2 separate regions of the Homo sapiens genome follow, and region 2 is linked to region 1. The links are chromatin loops, found by intact Hi-C in ENCODE. Cell type or tissue: B cell. All regions are shown on one strand.

What was found. Peaks named below come from ENCODE experiments on the same cell type or tissue, not always from the same donor. Only the 100,000 strongest peaks of a DNase experiment are listed, where the experiment ranks them.
Region 2: a loop joins it to region 1, with 11 times the contacts of the local background. A loop is called at or near these places in 9 of 110 quality-filtered maps.

The regions. Positions count from the first base shown.
Region 1 is chr3:15,403,732-15,407,731 of GRCh38, forward strand. It overlaps a transcript of METTL6 not described here. Among named protein-coding and RNA genes, the nearest start is that of METTL6, 22 kb to the right of the region's middle. In B cell, CTCF peaks have their summits at 1,886 (motif pointing left) and 2,086; a DNase peak (open chromatin) is centred at 1,890; H3K27ac peaks cover 618 bases.
Region 2 is chr3:15,239,762-15,243,761 of GRCh38, forward strand. CAPN7 (calpain 7) reads left to right here. Exons shown (of 21, transcript NM_014296.3): 13 at 712-856; 14 at 993-1,092; 15 at 1,692-1,827; 16 at 2,417-2,492. Among named protein-coding and RNA genes, the nearest start is that of SH3BP5-AS1, 12 kb to the right of the region's middle. In B cell, CTCF peaks have their summits at 1,737 (motif pointing right) and 1,944; a DNase peak (open chromatin) is centred at 1,790; H3K27ac peaks cover 1,369 bases.

The sequences.
Region 1 (4,000 bases):
GTCCATAAAGTGAAAGCAAATTTATAGGAAAGTAAATGAATAAAGAATGGTCACTCAACAGAGTAGCCCCAAGGGCTGCTGGTTGCCCATTTTTGTGGTTATTTCTTGATTATATGCTAAACAAGGGGTGGATTATTCATGCCTCCCCTTTTTAGATCATAAAGGGCAACTTCCTGACATTGCCATGGCATTTGTAAACTGTGATGGGGCTGGTGGACTGTAGCAGTGAGGATGACAAGAGGTCACTCTCGTCGCCATCTTGGTTTTGCTGGGATTTGGCTGGCTTCTTTATTACAACCTGCTTTATAAGCATGGTTTTTATGACCTATATCTTATGCTGACCTCCTATCTCGTCCTATGACTAAGAATGCCTTAACCTCCTGGGAATGCAGCCCAGCAGGTCTCAGCCTCATTCTACTCAGCCCCTATTCAAAATGGAGTTACTCTGGTTCAAATGCCTCTGACACCCACTATCCCTTCACCCCTACCCTGCACTCCAGCCATAGTGACCCCAGAGTGCCCTGCATCCAGCTGGTACCCATTGAACACAATTTAATGAAATACCACACATTTGAGGAGGACAGGAAGGAAAAGTGAAAAACATCTGATTTATTTTACTTATTTATTTGAGACGGAGTTTTGCTCTTGTCACACAGGCTGGAGTACAGTGATGCGATCTAGGCTCACTGCAACCTCTGCCTCCCAGGTTCAAGCAATTCATCTGCCTCAGCCTCCCGAGTACCTGGGATTACAGATGCGCACCATCATGCCCAGCTAATTTTTTTTTTTTTTTTTTTTAAGTAGAGACAGGGCCTCACCATGTTGGCTAGGCTGGTCTCGAACTCCTGACTTCAGGTGATCCGCCTGCCTCGGCCTCCCAAAGTGCTGGGATTACAGGTGTAAGCCACCTTGCCCTGCCCTTATTTTTAAATTTTTATTTATTTATTTTAAAGACAGGGTCCTGCTATGTTGCTCAGGCTGGAGTGCAGTGGCTGGTTTATTCACAGGTGAGATCATAGTGCACTGTAGCCTTGAACACCTGGCCTCAAGTGATTCTCCTGCCTCAGCTTCCCAAGTAGCTGGGACTACAGGCATATGCTACTGTGCCCTACTAATTTTCTTTTTAATAGAACATTTGGTTTCAGTAGCAGAACTTACTTAAATTTGTGAGAAATGTCTGCTCCCCAATAGAGAACATGGCCCTGCAAAACAGTCTTGGTTTACTCATTTCACAATTTTCCCTTCCTCAGTTGACAACTGTGAAATAGGGAACCAAATGCTATCAAAGATAGCTACAAATAATATCTGCGTGAGGCAGACAATTATCTGTGCTGCAGACCCTTCTCTGCTTTGGCCTTAATTCCAAACAACAGTAAAAGCAAATCCACAAAACCATTTGGGGATAGGAAAGTACAAAGGGGTATTTACTCACAGGAAAAAAAAATTAGGACCCTTCATTGGTGTCCAGCACGTATTTATGCTCCCCAGTGTCCTGGGGGCCTTGCAGACGCCTTTCGAGCCCATCACAGACATTACCTTAAAATGCTTCCCAGATTTAACTGAAAGTAAACACCTTCAGAAGGGAAAGTAGACTGAACATTAGGTAAAAGCACCCTTGCTTTCTAATCTCCAGTGAGGCCAAAATTGATCTTATGAGCTCATAAGTTGATCTAGAAAACACATTTGTAATAAATATTTTCTATGCTCTTCAATGACAATTAAAAAATGGACACTATATAACTAAGATGGGATTGATCTTATGAGCTTTTAAGTTAATCTAGAAAACATTTGTAATAATCCATGCTCTTCAGTAACAATAAAAAAAGAACACTATGTAACTAATTAAGATGGGAGTAGAAGGCCAATAAAAACATCTAATGTCTAGCACCACCTTGTGGTACAACATTCAAATCCCGAGCCCTTACAAGGACCCCAAGATTAAACCTTCTTGAAAAAGACTTGGTTCATGAGCTGCTCTACCATTTCGACCTAACAATATACTTTCTGGAGAAATACAAAATAATAGAAATAACTAACACTTGACTGGTACTTTATAGTAAACCAAGCACTCCCATCTGAATGATCTCACTTAATCCTGGCAGCAGCCCTGCCAGGTACTAGGTACTAAGATCTCAGTCTTAGACATGTGGAGTCTGAAGTTCAAAGAAGTTGGTAGTTTGTACTGGGTAAGTCCTGCACTTGAACCCATTTATTCATATTCCAAATCCTGTAATAAAATTGTATTAGCACTATTGTATGGAGTATGTGTGTGTGTATGTGTATATATATATACACACGCACACACACATCACTATACTATATGTATTAATATATGTGAAAAGTTCAAAAGAAACATATAGTACTATATAGGATATTTTAATATAATATAGTATTTATACTATTTTTTATAGTACTGTTAGCCAGTACTCACTACGTTTCCGGCGACTGTTTTCTGGCTGTGAAGACAAGGCAATATTGGTTGACTCTTTGTAGTCTATATGATTCCACACAGTTTGCTACTAAACCAACCATGGTCTTGCTTTCCTAGTCCCTAAGCACCCAAACGTGGGAGAACCTGATCCTCTGTTGTATTAATTTAGGGTGCACTGATGGAAATGTGTCCAGCGAGAATGAACACAAGAACCTAGAGGCAATGAGACTGAAGCCATTTTTAGGTTTGGCCTTTAATATGCTTGTGAACCAATCTACTGGCTCATAGTTAAAATACTGATGGACTGGGTCACCTCATTAATTTAACAAGAAGTACATTTTACAATCAACATATCTTAAAGTTGGCAGCTGCCTGGGCCCACTTCCAACCCTGACCCAGCCATGAAAAAAAAAAAACAAACAGTTATATATATATATATATATATATATATATATATATATATATATAGAGAGAGAGAGAGAGAGAGAGAGAGAGAGAGAGAGAGATGGAGTCTCACTCTGTTGCCCAGGCTACAGTGCAATGGCATGATCTTGGCTCACTGCAACCGCCACCTCCCAGGTTCCTGCCTCAGCTTCTCGAGTAGCTGAGACTAAAGGCACCATGCCTAGCTAATTTTTTGTATTTTTAGTAGAGACAAGATTTTGCCATGTTGGCCAAGCTAGTCTCGAACTCCTGACTTCAGATGATCCACCTGCCTCAACCTCCCAAAATGCTGGGATTACAGGCATGAGCCACCACGACCAGCAGTTAATCTTAATGTATCTTAAATATATGAGAGGCCACTTGCTCAGTGTCAGAGGTCGGCATGTCATTAAACCAGCTTTAAATATTGTTTTTATTGTTTATTTTTTGAGACAGACTCTTACTCTGTCACCCAAGCTGGAGTGCAGTGGCACAACCTGGGCTCACTGCAACCTCCACCTCCCGGGTTCAAGTGAGCCTCGGCCTCTCAATTAGCTGGGACTACAGTGGACTACAGACATGCACCACCACGCCCAGCTAATTTTTGTATTTTTAGCAGAGACAGGGTTTTAACATGTTGGCCAGGCTGGTCTCCAACTTTTGGCCTCATGTGATCTGCCCACCCCAGCCTCCCAAAGTGCTGGGATTACAAGCATGAGCCACCATGCCCAGCTTCACCTTTAAATATTCTAAATGAAAACTTTTGCAGCCTGGCTTTATGGGGGTTAGAATTTGGGGCATAATTACTCCTGTGGGTAGAGACAACTCCAGGTTGTGTTTGGAGGAAACTGTTGGCCCCATTCACAGGTATATGCCCAGCCAACCACTGGCAAAGGAAGACGACTTCATCAACCTGTTTTGCTTTCTCTGAAGTCATTCTTACTTGTCTCTTGGCCGGATGGTCTGCCCAATAGCTACCCTTCTAAGGGACAATAACCTAGACCTCCTGGTTCCTAGATTCACATCAAACCCTCCACTGAGAACACTATTGATGGAAAACTGACCGAAGGACCAACAGCCCGTTAGTCTTCTAGGGATTCTAAACCCATCTAGACCAGCCCCTTTCAGTCCTCTTCATCCACTTAT
Region 2 (4,000 bases), 160 kb before region 1:
GAGAGGGTAAATGACCCACCCAAAGAACTGGAATTTGGTCCCATTTTATTCTGACCCCAAAGTCCATGTTCCTTTCTCTTTTCTTCACTATGTCTGTCTGCACTGAGAAGAAAGGGTAGCTAAAGGGATCAAAGAGGGCCTTTCAGAAAAAGGGAACAGCATGATCAATTGCCTTTAGAGGCAAAATTGAATAAGGATTTTATTGCACTCTGAAAGGAAAAACTAGATTAGAGCCAAAGGTACATGGAGTATAAATACTGGAAAATAAAGTGGAGCCAGAGTAGAGTGAGCTTTGAAAAGGCAGAAAATACTTCATGCTCTAAGGCAGTACTGTCTAATAGAACTCCTGCAATGATGGAAATGTTCTGTATCTGGGCTGCCCAATGCATTAGCCACTATAGCTACTAGCTACCTGTGGTCATTTAACATTTGAAATGTGGCTGCTGTGACTAAGGAACTGATTTTTGAATTTTATATAATTTTAACTTAACTACATGCGGTGAAAGACTGCACTATTAGCTCTAGGGAGTAGGCAGCCATTTACAGTTTTTGATCGATGTATGACCTGGTGAAAGTGTTAAAAATATTAATTTCAAGTTGATTTGAGGGGAAAAGAATTGATAAGTACTCAGTTCATCCTCTAATAAGAGAACTAATATGGTAAAAACTGTTTTACAACTTAATGTTATCTCCTGTTTCTTTTTTATATAGGGGCTGCGATTTATCCAGTTGAAAAATCCTTGGAGTCATTTACGTTGGAAAGGAAGATACAGTGAAAATGATGTAAAAAACTGGACTCCAGAGTTGCAAAAGTATTTAAACTTTGATCCCCGAACAGCTCAGAAAATAGACAACGGTAAATATATCTTTTTAATTTTAATACCATTTATTCTTCAAAAAAAAACATGTTTTAACAAGACAAAACATGTGTAACTGACTTAAATCATTTAGCATTAAGATTTTTTTAGATTAACAAAGATATTAATTTTCAGGAATATTTTGGATTTCCTGGGATGATCTCTGCCAGTATTATGATGTGATTTATTTGAGTTGGAATCCAGGTCTTTTTAAAGAATCAACATGTATTCACAGGTAACTTTTTGCACATTGCAGAGTATGCTTTATAATAGCATCCACTTTCCTCACTTAAAAACATAATGGTGCCAGGCGCAGTGGCTCATGCCTGTAATCCCAGCACTTTGGGAGGCCGAGGTGGGTGGATCAGTTGACCTCAGGAGTTCTAGACCAGGTTGGGCAACATGGCAAAACCTTGTCTCTACAAAAAATACAAAAGTTAGCCAGGCATTGTGGCGCACACTTGTAGTCCCAGCTACTCGGGAGGCTGAGGTCAGCAGATCGCTCAAGCCTGGGAGGTGGAGGTTGCAGTGAGCCAAGATCATGCCACTGCACTCCAGCCCGGACAACAGAGCAAGACTCTGTCTCAAAAAAATAAATAAATAACGGAATGGTTAATTTAGGAAGACTAGCATTCCATCTTTTTGTCACGCCCACAGTGACTATCTTGTTAATAGTTGTTTTCTTTCCATGCTTCCTAGTTATGCCAAAAAAATTTAAAAACAGTAAAACAAAACCAAAAACTTGGATAGCTTAATTCACTTTTTGAAATAGTGTTATATTTTAGCTCTATGAGAAATTTAATTACAACCTTCTTTGTTGACTTTATCTTTTAGTACTTGGGATGCTAAGCAAGGACCTGTGAAAGATGCCTATAGCCTGGCCAACAACCCCCAGTACAAACTGGAGGTGCAGTGTCCACAGGGGGGTGCTGCAGTTTGGGTTTTGCTTAGTAGACACATAACAGACAAGGTACTGATACCCTTCTAATGATATCCCATACAGAAATTTTTTTAATATAGTTAGAACATTGTGAAAGACATACGTAAACACCAGCCTGTTTAATTTACATAGGTGCCCTGAGAATAGTGTTTTCTCAGATAAATGAATATTTTCCTCTAAGGAAATTTGTATTTTATAATTATACACTTAAAATCTTGTTCAAAAGTCATCTCTGAAGAAAAGTATGAGGGAGTTTGTGCTTTTCAGTGAGGGTTTGGGGGTTGATCGTGTATAGTTTAGATCTTAATATTAACATTGAAATATGCTGAAGGGAATTTGGAAATGTTGAATCATTAGTCTTGATTCTGTAAAGGTTAACCATAATCTTAATAGCCTCCGAATCTTAATATACATTCATACATTGTGGTCATCTATTAAAATGACAATTTAATTCAGAAAAACAATGTTTCTTATAGCACTAAATAGCTGAAAACAATGCTCTTAAAATTAGAGATTTTTTGTGGAGAGATTTAGAGCATTTTTTTGGAGAGATTTAAAAAGAAAATAAATAGCATTTTGAACCCATTTTCTAACCACATTGGATTCTTTGTGATTTTAGGATGATTTTGCGAATAATCGAGAATTTATCACAATGGTTGTATACAAGACTGATGGGAAAAAAGTTTATTACCCAGGTATGTTTAGTAGCCCAGCAAACATTAAAATAAACATACATAAGATTTTATTTATATGATTAAGTTGAAAAATGACACATTTTATGTAGATAATATAGAGAAATAATTATGTTGATAGACTAATAGAAACCACTCAAGCAGATGGGTATTCATGCTGTTCTGTGTTTTGTTTTGATTTGTTTTAATTTGGAGACTCCAAGGGGGGATTTCCATATTCTCGCACATGGCTGTCAGAATTTTATTTCTGAAACTTAAATGATGTCTTTTACTCTAATCAAATGTATTCTGTGGTTTTCCTTGAACTTCTGGATAAAATCTAAGCTCTTTAGCATGATATATAAGGCTTTTTATTCCCACCTTAATCTACCTGCCCCCCTTTATTTCATGCCCCAGCTTCTCACAGTTGACATAGTTGCTACTCCAGAATACACCATGCCCTTGTTGCCTTCTTTCACATGGTTTCTTCTCTCAAGAATCTCTCCTCCTGCCTTATTCCTTTCTCCCTATTCTGCTTAATGCACATAGTTAAGGTCCAGCCTAAATACCATTCCTTCCACTGGGCACCTGAGATATTTAACACATTGTGTTGAAACCACTTTGCTTTCACATTTTTAAAAAATGTGTATCACTTAGTGAGAGAAACTATCTTAAGGCTCTGGAGAATAGTGATGAACAAAACAGGATTCTGCTTTCATAGAGTTTATGTTCTAGTTGGGGAGACAGTTAATAAGCAAAATATCAAGTACTGATACACGTGTAAAAAAAAGGGTTATGTGTGAGTGACTGGTTGCTTTTGGTGGGTGGTCATAGAAGACCTCTTTGAGCAGGGATGAGAAGAGCTATGAATAACAAAAAGGAACCAGTCATGCAAAGAAATCAAGGGAAAAGCATTACAGGCAGAGGGAACAGCAAGTACAAGGACCTTACAGTGAGAAAAGATGGTGTATTTTTGGGACAGAGAACAGGCCAATTGCCTGGGTAGGTGTGGTATCAAAAGAGGTCAGAAAGATTTGCAGAGGTCAGATCACATGAGGTTCTGTACACCACAGGAAGGGTTCGGAGAGTCTTTGGCTTGTCATAATCAGGAAAATGACATGTCCTGGCTCCAAATGAAGATGCAGCTAGGCTGTTGGATTTTTGAATAGAGTTCTGGGGTAAGGGTAGAGATACAGATAGGGGAGTCAGGAGCATATAGATGGAGTTTGAAGATAGGACTGCATAAATCACCTGTGAAGAGAGTTGTGGGTACAGAGATTAACACCCAGGATCTGACCCTTGGACTCTCAGACACCTTGAGGTTCAGCAGAGGAAAAAGGTACCACAAAAGAATTTGAACAGAGGGCCTGATGAAACAGTGAGGTTTCACATAACCCAAGCAAAGAACATTTTTCAAGAGAAAAAGAAAGGACAGTTCCATCTATTGATGTTTGAGAAATCAAATGAGATTAGGTGAGAGAAGAAACTATTGTGGGAACTAAATGATAAGAACTTACGAACACAAAGAAGGA